Linked DNA regions of Homo sapiens: region 1 is linked to region 2. The links are chromatin contacts, found by Hi-C or POLR2A ChIA-PET in ENCODE. All regions are on one chromosome and are shown on one strand. Each heading gives the region's core, a stretch centred on a gene start or an enhancer-like site at or near the end of the contact. The rest is flanking DNA. Distances are from core to core; before and after follow the strand shown. Region 1 overlaps GAK (cyclin G associated kinase). Region 2 holds the start of PCGF3-AS1 (PCGF3 antisense RNA 1).

Region 1 (6,044 bases), core at 895-3,394, 97 kb after region 2:
AGCCACAGGCTCTCTCACCTTGGCCTGCAGCCGGCCGCCCAGAGTGGACCGGGCGTGATAGATGACGATGAGCACGTCTCCTTGCACCGTGACGCCCAGGGGAATCACCGCTTTGCCATCTTCAATCTTAAAGTCCCTAAGGACAGAATGACAAGAGAAAAATTTTAAAAACCCCCAAAACCAACCAAACAAAAACAACAAAAAACAGAATGAGAAATTGTCCACTTAGCTAAAATGTGTAATAACCAATAAAGAATAACCCCCATGAAGAGCCTCACAAGAATTCTAAAGTCTCCTGGGCACTCGGATCCCTGTGACCTCCTGCTGCTGACCAGGATCCCATTCTCAAGTCTCCTGGACACTCGGATCCCTGTGACCTCCTGCTGCTGACCAGGATCCCAAGTGACCTGCCACAGACGCCACAGTTCCAAACACGTCCGCCTCAGCAAGCGCCTGTCCCCGGCAAGGCCAGGGTTCCTCTTTAACGGTTTTCCGGAGGGGTGAGGAGGAGGGAGCACAGCGTGGGGCTGCAGCTGCACTCACCGCATCTTGTCGTACTCCTGGGAGGTGCTGGCCACACGCTCGTCCCCCACGTAGACCTCGCAGAAGGGCCTGCAGCCGCTCCTCTGCTTGCTGAACAGCGGCACGGGTGTCATGACCACGGCCCTCACCAGGATGGGCTTGCTGTGGGGTGTGATGGGCTCCTCCGCCACCATGTCACACATGTACTCGATGTACCTGGGGGCAGACGTGCCGCGTCACCACGTGACGTGCCCTGAGAGGGGACCACACAGCTGATTTTGTCTTTCGAATAGAAGTTTTTCATGCTAGAAATTTCCCTTGTAGCAATGTTTTAGTTGCTCCTAACAAATCTGATGTTATAATTTTCATTTAGTTATATATATATGTGTGTGTGTATACATATATGTATTTTTAAGACAGAGTCTTAAAAATACGCCCTAGTTGAAGATATTTTTAAATTTCTCGTGATACTCCCACTTTTACTCATGGGTTATTTAGAAGTTGCTTAATTTTGAGGCCAGGCGCGGTGGCTCACGCCTGTAATCCTAGCACTTTGGGAGGCCAAGGCAGGTGGATCACAAGGTCAGGAGTTTGAGACCAGCCTGGGCAACACGGTGAAACCCTCTCTCTACTAAAAATGCAAAAATCAGCCGGACTTGGTGGTGTGCACCTGTAATCCCAGCTACTCGGGAGGGCTAAGGCAGGAGAACTGCTTAAACCTGGGAGGTGGAGATTTAGAGAGTTTTCCAGATATTCTTCTGGTATTGATTTCAATTTTTATTCCACTGTGGCCTGACAGCATAGTTTGTCTGATTTCAAATTTTAAAAATGTATTGAGGTGTGTTTATAGCCCCAAATCTGATCTTTCTCCTTGCATATTCCATGTGCATTTGAAAGAAATAAATGTGTGTTTTTCTATTGTTGGGTGGAACGTCCTAGAACGCTCTACAGCTGTGTCAGCCTTCATGGGTTGGCACATTCGGTTCTTCTATATCCCTGCTGGTGGTCTGTCTACTTGTTCTACGGATTACTGAGACGAAAATATTGAGGTCTACCCTACAAATGAGTTGTCTGGTTCTCCTTTCAATTTGATCAGTTTTTGCCTGATGGATGTGGAATGGAATCTGTTTTCTCTGACCTTGGTAGCACAGCTCTGGCTTTCCCGTGGCTGGCGTTCCCGTGGTGCCTCTGTGGAGCATAAACCCCCCAGAGTCTGCCTCCCACCTCGTGGCACCCATGCCCTGCAGGAGGCCCTCTCCCGGAGCTTGTGCGGGCCAGGCAGGTGACACCACTTCTATGGTGACGGTGCAGACCCCATCTTCCCAGCCACAGGACACTGTGGCCCAGCTCAGTCAGCAGGGAGCCAGGACAGCCGGTCCTTCAGCCACAACAAATAAATCCTGCCAACAGCCCGAGTGGCCAAGGAAGCAGATTCAGAAATGAAAGAGAAATCGGCTTTCTCAGAGTCAGTGCGGCCAACACCTTGAACGGAGGAGAGGGCCCAGCTAAGCCTCAAGGTCCAGGGAGACCACGAGAGAATGGATGTGTGTGGTTCTAAGCCCGAGTGTGTTGTGTCGGGTCATGTAGCAATGACTAGTACGCTCTTCCCCCACCATCCTGTTCTGAACCCACCTCTGCCTCCGTGCTGAAAGAGGACTTCCTGCAGTGTATGGCCGAGCTGTGCGTTTCTGTCCCATATGGCAATGCCTGTCTTTTAAACAAAACCACTCATGTTCAGCCTGAACACTGATGTGGCTGGATTAAAATCTACCATCTTGCTGGCTGTTTCCTACTTGTTTGATCTGTTCTTGGTTTCTTTTTTCTTCTTTTCGCCTTCTCTTGACAAGGTTTATGTTTTCCTTTTACTTCCTGTTGACTTCTTAATTACAGCACCGAAGAAAAACCCTTACTGTTTGTTCTAGGCTTTCTGACGAGAACCTTGCGGCTGACATCTTTCTTTTTGTACCTGATGCATCTTCTTCTGGCCACCTCCAACACTTCCTCTGTGCTCGGTTTGCAGGAGTTCTGACCGGTATGCACCCGAGTGGGTTTTCATGTGTTCATCTTGCTTTCATCCTGCTTGGTGACCTCTGAGCTTCTTGAACCTGTGGACTGGTATCTGTTACTCATTCTGGGAAATTCTCAGCCATGATTTCTTCACTGCTCCCGCTTCCCTCTTCCCTTTCTGGGCTCCACGTGTGTGTGCCCCTGCCTGAGGTGGAGGCAGCTCTTGGGTGCTTGTTCTACCCCACGCTTTCTCTCTGTGATTCAGTTTCAGTATCTCTCGACCTGGCTCCAAAGGCCACTGACTCAGCCTCAGCGATGTCGAAGGCGTTCTCATTTCGGGGATTTCCATTTGCTTATTTCCTGGCATTTCCACGGCTCTGAAGAGTGGCCCACTGGACCGCGCACCTGCCTGAGGGTCCTCTTTCCACAGCTCTGACGAATGCCCCACTGGACCATGCACCCTGCATGAGGGTCCTCTTTCCACAGCTCTGACATGTGGACCACTGGACCACGCACCCTGCATGAGGGTCCTCTTTCCATGGCTCTGACATGTGGACCACTGGACCATGCACCCTGCATGAGGGTCCTCTCTCCACAGCTCTGACGAACGCCCCACTGGACCGTGCACCCTGCATGAGGGTCCTCTCTCCACAGCTCTGACATGTGGATCACTGGACCACGCACCCTGCATGAGGGTCCTCTTTCCACGGCTCTGACGAATGCCCCACTGGACCGTGCACTCTGCATGAGCGTCCTCAGCACATCAATTAGTTACTTCAGTTTCCCCCAGAGTCACAGAGTGCAGCTCTTTCTCTCGTCTCCTCCATCTGGAGGCAGAAGAAAGGGTCTCGGCCAGGTCTGGGCCTCCCTTATAGTAGCTGCGCCCCCTTGCCCGGCCCTCACTCTCCCATCTGTCCTGTGGGTGCCCACAGAGACTGTGCCTTCCAGAGGGCAAGGACCCTTCCAGTCCTGCAACCCTGAAGGCTTCACTCGCCCACTGAGACACCTGGCCTCCACCGGTTGGACTCTTTCTGGCCTCCTTCTCTTCTGGGGTCCAGTTACGTCCACCCCAGACAGCACACACACACCTCCTCCCACAGGCACCTGACTCTCCTTAGATTCTGGGCCAGTGATGTGAAAAGGCCATGAACTTGAAGCTGGTCCAGCTAGCTGCCCGGTGGGAGCAGCACTCTGCACATCTCTCTGCTCCTCCAAGGAAGGAGCTGTGGGATTTGGGGGTCATGGAAGCCCAGCCACATGCCACAGGGAAAGAGACTCCCTGGTTCTCAGACGCCCCCTGCTGAACAGGCCCCACCGCACCTGGCCTGGGGGTGCCAATGGCTTTCAGCTCAATGTGTGGAGGGGCTCCCAACTTTGCACTCCTCTTGCCGGGGGTCACACAGAAGACAAAGCTGGATGGGGCGGCAATGATCTCCTCCCCCCAAGGCTGTGAGCAAACGAGGTGGGGCCCTCCCTGGGGATCCACAGCAGCAGGAATGGCCTCCTGACCCTCGCCCCGTCCACAGGCTGTGCGCCCCATCCAGAGGGGATAAAGAATGGGGAGTCCCCTGACGCTTGGGTCCCTCCTCTTCCCTCCCGCCACGGTGGGGCCACGGGGCCGGCCTTTGCTCCTGGGCCCTAACCCTTGGGGCCTCTGTGGTCCAGGTCAAGACCTGCTCTTTCAGAGGCTAGGAGGCTGCTCCAGCCTCACCAGGTCCTCATGGAGACCAAGGCCAGGGGAGGCTTTCTGCTGGGGTGGACTCCTCGGGCGTGGACACCTGCAGCCCCGAGAAACAGGGAGAGCCCTAAACACGCTGTGACCACACTCCCGTTTGAGAAACAGCCTCCTCCACACGGCCAGGGAGAGCCTGCTGCGCGCTGAGGTGGAGCGGCACAGAAGCCTGTATTTGGCAGGGCCCTAAACACGCTGTGACTGTACTCATGTCTGAGCAGCGTCAGGTGCTCCACACGGCACCTGTGTCAGGTGCTCCACACGGCATTTTCACGTGCATTATCCACCAGAGCCCACCACATACATGGCATTTGTCAGAGAACCTAGGATCCATGCACAAGCTGGGCAGGTGCTGCCCCACAGCAGTCAGGACTACCGCGGCTGAGGGCCCATCCTCCCCGGGCTCTGCGGCCGTAAGCCCAGGGCTCAGCCATGGCTCCGCGAGGCCGGGCCTGCCTTTCCCACCAGCGCCTGCAGCGGCACCGACTGGCCCTCCAGGAGACACCACAGCGGGGGCGGCAGTGCCACACGGGCCCACAGAGCTGTCCCCTGTCCCCGGAGGGCCACGCAGTACCTTTTGTGGGATGGCCAGATGCCTGGTGGGCAGCGCTTCATGCTGAACATGTACACGGCGGCCTCCGCGGTGCTGAAGAGACGGCAGAAGCACAGGAAGGAGCAGACGGCCACAGCAGACGCGGCTCTCCCGTCCTAGGACAGACAGACACGTCTCGCGTGCGCCTCGCACTCATGCAGGACAAGGGCTCGCGGGGTCCTCGGGCATCCTACCCACCCTGTGGCTGCAGGGACGCAGGGCTGTTCCTCTCTGAAGCTGGGATATGTTTAGGGAGCTACATAACGTGCCTGCCGAGGCAAGAATGGAGCCCAACAGAGACTGAAGGTTCCCTAACGAAGAACAGGGCTAGGGCCACTCCAACAGGCTCTGCTGGTGCCCCGTACCCCGCAAAAGACCCCTCATGGAAACCTCAACTCCATCACCCACAGTGGCAGCTGCCACACCCTGGGAGGCTCAAGCACCACTAAGCCTCGAGCTGCAGATCGGGAAACTGGAAGTGACTCTTAGGTGGCCACCGAGCAGGAGGGGAGGTGGGCTCCCCACACAGCGGAGTGGCCTCCACACGGGCATGCAGGTCAAGGCCAGGAAGGGCCACATGGGGAGGGAAGGGCGGGGCCATCTGTCATCTGTCCCCTCCAGACCCAAAGACACCAAGCACAGGGACTTTCTTCCGTGTCCCAGGGTGAAGAACAGGCCCCAGCTCATGACTGGCGCTCAGATCCTGTTGAACTATGCATGAAATAATGAACTTTGACAGAAGACGGCGCCAGCCCACGGCCCTCGAGCTCACCATGCAGTGCACGACGCAGACGTTCTTGTGGTCCTGCCGCAGCCAGGCGTGCATGTTCCTGCAGATGTTGTACAGGGTGTGCAGGTGTGGGGCCCGCCGTGCTGCCCAGCCACACTCGGAGACCTGTGGGGACAGGGCACGGTGGCACGGACGGCAGAGGAGCCCCGCCCCAGCCTTGGTCAGCTAGGAGGGACAGCCTGCCTGCAGTGCGGGGGCCTCCGCCAGCTGGTGTCATGAACAGGCGTCCACCTGCGCGAGACCTGAGCACCAGGGCTGCCACTGGCCTTGCAGACAGAGCTCAGTCAGCTGTTCCTGGGCTTTGGGTCCCTTTGCATACTGACAAGTGTCGTGTCTGGAAGGAATGCCTCGGCCTCGAGCACCCTCTGGCTGGTGGGAAGCAGTGAGGAGCTGGGGCCTCC
Region 2 (6,689 bases), core at 2,884-5,383:
GATGGCTTGAGCCCGGGAGGTCGAGGCTGCAGTGAACTATGACTTACCACCACACTCCAGCCTGGACAACACAGCATGACCCTATCTCAAAAAAGTAAGTTTTTAATTTTGATAAAGTCCAATTTACAAATTTTTCTTTTATGGATTCTTCTGTGGATTATGCCTTTGGGATCATGTCTAAGAACTCTACCAAATGTCATCAGGTACAAAGGTATTTTTCTGTTTTCTTCCAAACATTTTATAGTTTTGTTTTACGTTTACATATGATTGGAGTTAATTGTGTACAATGTGAGGTTTAGGCCAAGGTTCCATTTCTACCATATGGATGACCAACTGCCCCACTGCTCTGTTGAATGGACAATCCTTTCTCCACAGGGTTGCTTTTGTTTGCACTGCTGTCAAAGATCAAATGGCCCTATTTATGTGGGTCTGTTTCTAGACTCTCTGATCACTGACCCATCTGTCTGTTCTTTGCCAATACGACAGTCTTGATTTTTGTGGCTTTAAAGTCTGTTAAAACTGTGTAATGTGATTCATCTAACTTTTTTGTTCTTTTTAAAACATTGTTTTATCTATCCTTTTTACTGTTTTAGCTAGCTCCTTCACCATTCTGTATACATTTTAAAATCATCTTTTCTAAATCTAAAAAGAGTCCTACTGCAATGTTTTGGAATTTTGTTAATTTCACAGATCCTTCTGAGACTGGCATCTTATGTTCAGTCTTCCAGTCTATGAGCGTGCTGTGTGCCGTCTCTCCACATACATAGTCTTTTTAGCATACAGATCCTGTTTTGTCTTGTTAGATTTATACCTCTCTCTCTCTCTCAGGAGCTACTGTGTTTTTAACTTCAGTTTCCAATGTTTTATTGTCTATAGAAGTAAGATTTTTTTTTTTTTTTTGAGACAGTCTGGCTCTGTTGCCCAGGCTGGAGTGCAGTGACATGATCTCGGCTCACTGCAACGTCTGCCTCACGGGTTCAAATGTGGCATGATCTCAGCTCACTGCAACCTCTGCCTCCCAGGTTCAAGCAATTCTCCTGTCTCAGCCTCCTGAGTAGCTGCGATTACAGGTGTGTGCCACCACACCCGGCTAATTTTTGTATTTTTAGTAGAGACAGGGTTTCACCATGTTGGTCAGGCTGATCTCCAACTCCTGACCTGGTGATACGCCTGCCTCAGCCTCCCAAAGAGCGTTGGGATTACAGGCATGAGCCACCACACCGGGTCTTTTATTTTTTTTGAGACAGAGTTCCACTCTTGTTGCTCAGGCTGGAGTGCAATGGTGCGATCTCGGCTCACTGCAGCCTCTGCTTCCCGGATTCAAGCGATTCTCCTGCCTCAGCCTCCTGAGTAGCTGGGATTACAGTGCCCGCCACCATGCCTGGATAGTTTTCCTATTTTTAGTAGACACAGGGTTTCACCATGTTGGTCAGCTGGTCTCAAACTCCTGACCTTAGGCCATCCACCAGCCTCGGCCTCAGCCTCCCAAAGTGCTGGGATTACAGGCATGAGCCACTGCACGCAGCCCTAAGATTAATTTGTATGTGTTACTGGTGAACATTCCAAACTCACTTACTGGCTCTACGAGGGTCTTTGTGGCAATCATTGCTGTTGCTTTAGATGAGTGTTCTCTATATAGACAATCATGTAGTCTGTGAATAAGGAAGTTTTATCTCACCTGTAATCCCAGCACTTTGGGAGGCTGAAGTGGGAAGATCACCTGAACCCAGGAGTTCAAGACCAGCCTGGGCAACATAGTGAGACCCCCCCGTATCGACTAAAAATACAAAAATTAGTCGGGCTGGTGGCACATGTCTGCAATCCCAGCTACTCTGGAGGCTGAGGCACATGCTCTCTGGAAGGAGGTGCCTGGGTGTGGCTCACCCTCCTCTTTTTCCCTGCTACCTAAAAGGAGGTCCCCAGGTGAAGCTCACTCACAACTCAGAAAGTTCAGGTCACCTCTGTGAGGGCATATCTGCATACACTATTTGGACTCGGCTGGATGTGCATGCCTCTGGTCCCAGCTACTTGGGAGGCTGAGGTGGGACAACTGCCTGAGCCCAGGAGGTCCAGGCTGCAGCAAGGCAACAGCGCACCATTGCACTCCAGCCTTCTGAATGACAGAGGAAGATCCTGCCTCAAAGAACAAATATTTGGACTCCTCCTGCATGGTCAATTGTCTCCTCTCTCCCATCTATTTATTAATTCAGTCTTTTATTTTGGAAATGGGATATTACTAGGCCTTGACTCCTGGGCTCAACTGATGCTCCCACCTCAGCCTCTGAGTAGCTGAACTACAGGTCCCACTCTGCCCAGCTCATTCAGTCACTTATTACATCAGCAAAGACTCATCGATATTTCTTCAGCCCTGTGCATTATAATCCAATGCTACTTTATTCTGCTATTCAAGTTATTCCAGCCTCGCCCATTGGGACCCCTTGTCGCTGTGTCCCTTTGGCCCACAGTTGTGGGTTGTTTTTTTTGTTTTTTTGAGATGGAGTTTCACTCTTGCTGCCCAGGCTGGACTGCAATTGTGTGATCTCAGCTCACATCAACCTCCATCTCTCAGGTTCAAGGGATTCTCCTGCCTCAGCTTCCCCAGTAGCTGGGATTACAGACATGCGCCACCACACCTGGCTAATTTTGTATTTTTAGTAAAGACGGGGTTTCTCCACGTTGGTCAGACTGGTTTCCAACTCGCAAACCTCAAGTGATCCGCCCGCCTCTGCCTCCCAAAGTGCTGGGATTATAGGTGTGAGCCACCGCGCCCAGCCTGTGTTGTTTTTTAAATCATTTCCAGGCTCATGGTGTATACCTTCTGCGCCAGTCCTAGGTGAATTTCTCCTGGTTGGTGAGTTTTCATTGTTTACCTCTGCTCACACAGGGACTCGAGGAGGGAGACTAGGACTCAGAGTCCTCCTTCATCTTGTCACTTCTCTAAACAATTACTTTTTGTTGAAGACGCCATGTAAGCTGGAATTCAAAGCCATCTCTTTGAACAACTGTGTGAAATAATCGTGCTAAACTGTTATTCTCCTTTAATCGTTCCAACCAAGCACCCACGGGGGCCATTATTCCTCTCCTACAACTGCAAGGCAGTGCCTCACCAACTAGCTTTGTTCCTGAGGCAAGCGGCAGGAACCCCTCTGCTTTCCTCAGTGAGCAAGCGGCCCCTGACCCTGGCGAGTGAGTTTTCTCTTCACAGCCCCCTGTCCCTGCTGCCCACTGAGCCAGCCAGCCCGAGGGTGGAAAAGTCATTCTGGCTCTAAGCTTCCAGCACAGTCCGGGAGACCACACGGGTCCTGGGGAGGGTGGCTAAGCCCGAGGGGCTTTATAGGATGAGTCACAAGAAAGTCCATCTGGTGGGCCCTCCCTGACTCCCCTCCACTGTCCCCGGCTCACGGCGAGGAAGGCAAGGCTGGTGGGGGGGACAGGAAAGGGCTGGGGTCTCTCCCCACCTCCACTGCCAACGCCCTGCAGACCCCCAGGCCACAGCCTTTCCCGGGGCTCCCCCAAGGTATGGGAGGTGGGGCGGGTCCAGTTTACGCTGGTTTCAAAGAAGTGAGAGCGCCCCGCCGCCATGTCATGGAGGGTCCCGCGCCCCCACCCCTTGCCTGGGGTCGTGTGTGGGCAGCCGCAGAAAGCGCCCCGACGGCAGGAGCGGGGTTCCAGGCTGAGACCGGGCCTCGGCGGCGCCCCTTCCTGCCGGGAGTGGCGCATCCCAGGACCCACAGACAAACAGGGCCAGCCAGGGTCACCCGGAGCGCGAAGGCCGGCTATGGGCTTAGGGTGGGGTCTGGTCCCTACGGCCGGCCTAGGGGGAACGCGGGACAGGAGAAGGTCTGGGAAAAACCTGCTTCCGAGGCCTCGGCTTCGGGGCGTCCTCCTGAGCTGGCGCCAGCCCGCAGCGGGGCCGGGCAGGGACGCCGGCCTAACGGTGGGGACCGGCAGGGCCTGGGGGCAGGACGAGACAAGCACACAACCGACGGGGCGGGGCCAGGCGAGGGCACGGGGCCGAAGAAGCTTCTGCCAGGCCCGAGACCCGCACTTAGTTACCTGAGAAGGCGGGAAGGTGCGGCCGCGGGGTGAGCGGCGGACTGACCCAGCTCCAGCGCCTCTGCAGAGGCTTGCAATGGCGTCTCTCGGGCTCTGATTGGTCAGGCCTCCACACGTGAGCCTCTAGGAGCCAATCATGTCGGCCCACCTAGCATGCGCTGATTGGCTCAGGCTGGCCAGGGGCGGGCGCGGTCCTTCCACGGCCCGGTCCCCGCTCCCTTCCCCAGGCCCGGAGGCCCCGCCCGAGCGGCTCCGCTGGGGGCGGTTCTGCTGGAGAGGACGGATCTGCTGGGGAGATGGATATCCTGGAGGGGCGGATCTACTCGGGGGGCGGGTCTGCTGGGAAGGCCGGATCTGCTGTGAGGGGCGGGTCTTCTGGAGGGGCCGATCTGCTGAGGGGGCCGGATCTGCTGCCTGACAGGGCTTCCTGGCCTGGGGAGGAGGCCGTGTCTGGAGCTTGAAAGCCGGCCCCGCTGTGTTCAAGATACAGTCAAACGTTCAGAAGGAGGAGACTCCGGGGGCAGGGTGGTGCCCAGCCAGTGCATGGGGCCAGGGCCACGCTGGTGGCACCCAGGCAGCGCTGCCTCCTGGCTCTCGAATGGCTGTTCTCTGCCCAGAATGCTCTCCCACGGGACACGCGCCTCCCTCCGGGTCTGTGCACGTCACTCTGACAGAGAGGCCCCCTGACCACTCATGAAATAGTAACCCTAACCATTGCTCTCTGCTCCCTGTCCTGCTTGATTTTCCTCCAGGGCAAACACCGCCACTTCCATGTTTATCATCTGTCCTCCATCACTAGGAAAACCAGTTCCAGGAGGGAGGGACTAGTATTCCCAGCCCCTAGAACAGAGCAGCGCATATCACAGGGGCTCAGTAAACATCTGGGGAGGAGTGCCATTCCCAGGAGGCCTCAGACCCCGTCACCTGAGATGAGAGCTGGATCCCGGAGAAGCTCAGGTCTGACCCAGCATTCATTGCTGTAGGAAGGGCTCGTCTAGACTCCAAGGGAGCCGGGTGCGGTGGCTCACGCCTGAAATCCCAGCACTTCGGAAGGCCGAGGCGGGCGGATCACCAGGTCAGGAGATCCAGACCATCCTGGCTAACACGGTGAAACCCCGTCTCTACTAAAAATACAAAAAATTAGCCGGGCGTGGTGGCGGGTGCCTGTAGTCCCAGCTACTCGGGAGGCTGAGGCAGGAGAATGGTGTGAACTTGGGAGCGGAGCTTGCAGTGAGCCGAGATCGCACCACTGCACTCCATCCTGGGGGACAGAGAGAGACTCTGTCTCAAAAAAAAAAGACTCCAAGGGAAAGCTGCCTGGGTCGTGACCTGGCACGTCCAAGTCGCTGCTTAGGCTTGCAAGGGGGTCCAGACCAGGCTGTGGATGGGAAATGGGAGGCTGGGGGAGGATGGAGGCTGAGCAGTGGCTGGATGTTGGGGTGCCCTGTTGAGGGGCAGCTGGCAGCAGCCACGGACACAGGGGTGGGTGCAAAGACACTGAGTTTCTGTTCCAGGAGGAAGGGGGGCCAGCTGGCAGAGGAGAGATCACCCTGGGCAATTTGGTGGTGCCTGGGGTGCACACTTCCCCAGAGGCAGCAGGAGGAGGAGCTGGATACACCCTTCCCTGGGCTTGGAGGAGAGCACGTTCCCTCCCAGCTCCCACCTGGCATCCAGGAGGGCCCGGCCTGGGGTCAGGGCACATGGGGCCCTCCTGCCCTGGGACTGGGCAGCTCCCTGGGGCATTCCCAGCCAGCAGCATCAGGAAGGTTACAGGAGACCCAGACATGCTGCTCCCTAGAGAGGGCTCCTGACAAAGATTTTTTGTGTGGTCAAACTTTAGTTAACTTCCTGAATCTTCTGGTAGGCCCATTGGCCCACTTCCTTGTAAAATGCAGTTTTAGCAAAGAATCTGGCTAAGTCAGTTTAGCAACAAACCTTCATCCTGGAGATCTGATTGGGGTCCTCATGCTTCACCACCCTATGGGTCTGTCTGATTGCCCTGCCTGTCTCCAGCTAGAATCCAGTTAGATGGGTTTCATCAGAATCCCCCAACCCCTGATGTTCCTCAGTCATTTTCCATCCACTGAGCCCACCCTGCTCCTTGGCACCCATGGCAAGCCCTGTTGCATGGTCCCTGTACCTGTAGTGCTGGTCCTGAATAAAGCCTTCCTCACTCAGCTGTAACAAGTGTCACGGGACCATCTTTTCTTTTCTTTTTTCTTTTTTTTTTTTTGAGAGGGAGTCTCGCTCTGTCGCCCAGGCTGGAGTGCAGTGGTGTCATCTCGGCTCACTGCAACCTCTGACTCCCAGGTTCAAGGCGATTCTCCTGCCTCAGCCTCCCGAGTAGCTAGGACTACAGTTGCTTGCCACCTCACCCAGCTTTTTTTTTTTTTTTTTTGTAGTTTTAGTATTAATGGGGTTTCACCTTGTTAGCCAGAATAGTCTCCATCTCCTGACCTCGTGATCCGCTCACCTCGTCCTCCCAAAGTGCTGGGATGACAGGCGTGAGCCACCGCGCCCGGCCTGAACCACCGCACCTGGCCTGAACCACCGCACCTGGCCAGAATCATCTTTTAACAGCTTCCAAACTTGGAGGTCAAACAAGGACTTTCTGGGGAAGCAAGTGGCAGGCA

What was found. A loop is a pair of places that touch in the nucleus more often than their neighbours do. ChIA-PET counts read pairs that join two places held with the same protein, here RNA polymerase II (POLR2A). Pooled maps may share reads with other maps.
Region 1: a map of naive thymus-derived CD4-positive, alpha-beta T cell shows a loop between it and region 2 (8-fold over the local background). The contact joins the enhancer-like site here to the promoter of PCGF3-AS1 in region 2. A Hi-C loop is called at or near these places in 3 of 168 maps with a recorded cell type or tissue (CD4-positive, alpha-beta memory T cell and naive thymus-derived CD4-positive, alpha-beta T cell), 1 of 37 single-sample maps with no recorded cell type and 12 of 50 pooled maps. POLR2A ChIA-PET finds 5 or more read pairs at or near these places in 10 of 52 experiments (BJ, CD4-positive, alpha-beta T cell, CD4-positive, alpha-beta memory T cell and 4 more).

What each region holds. Positions count from the first base shown.
Region 1 is chr4:877,072-883,115 of GRCh38, forward strand. GAK (cyclin G associated kinase) reads right to left here. Exons shown (of 28, transcript NM_005255.4): 14 at 5,626-5,748; 15 at 4,836-4,969; 16 at 544-738; 17 at 19-136. Among named protein-coding and RNA genes, the nearest start is that of GAK, 52 kb to the right of the region's middle. RefSeq lists enhancers at 2,098-3,297, 2,927-2,976. Within about 2 kb of position 2,145, at least 4 of the 41 ENCODE cell types and tissues checked have a DNase peak (open chromatin) inside an H3K27ac peak, as active enhancers do; they include CD4-positive, alpha-beta T cell, where a contact is called at or near this core.
Region 2 is chr4:777,716-784,404 of GRCh38, forward strand. It overlaps PCGF3-AS1 (PCGF3 antisense RNA 1), which reads right to left and starts at 4,134. Exons shown (of 3, transcript NR_171661.1): 1 at 4,057-4,134. LOC124900163 (chloride intracellular channel protein 6-like) reads right to left here and starts at 4,133. Exons shown (of 2, transcript XM_047416474.1): 1 at 4,057-4,133. RefSeq lists enhancers at 3,249-3,966, 3,967-4,683, 4,684-5,401 and silencers at 3,893-3,972, 4,073-4,422.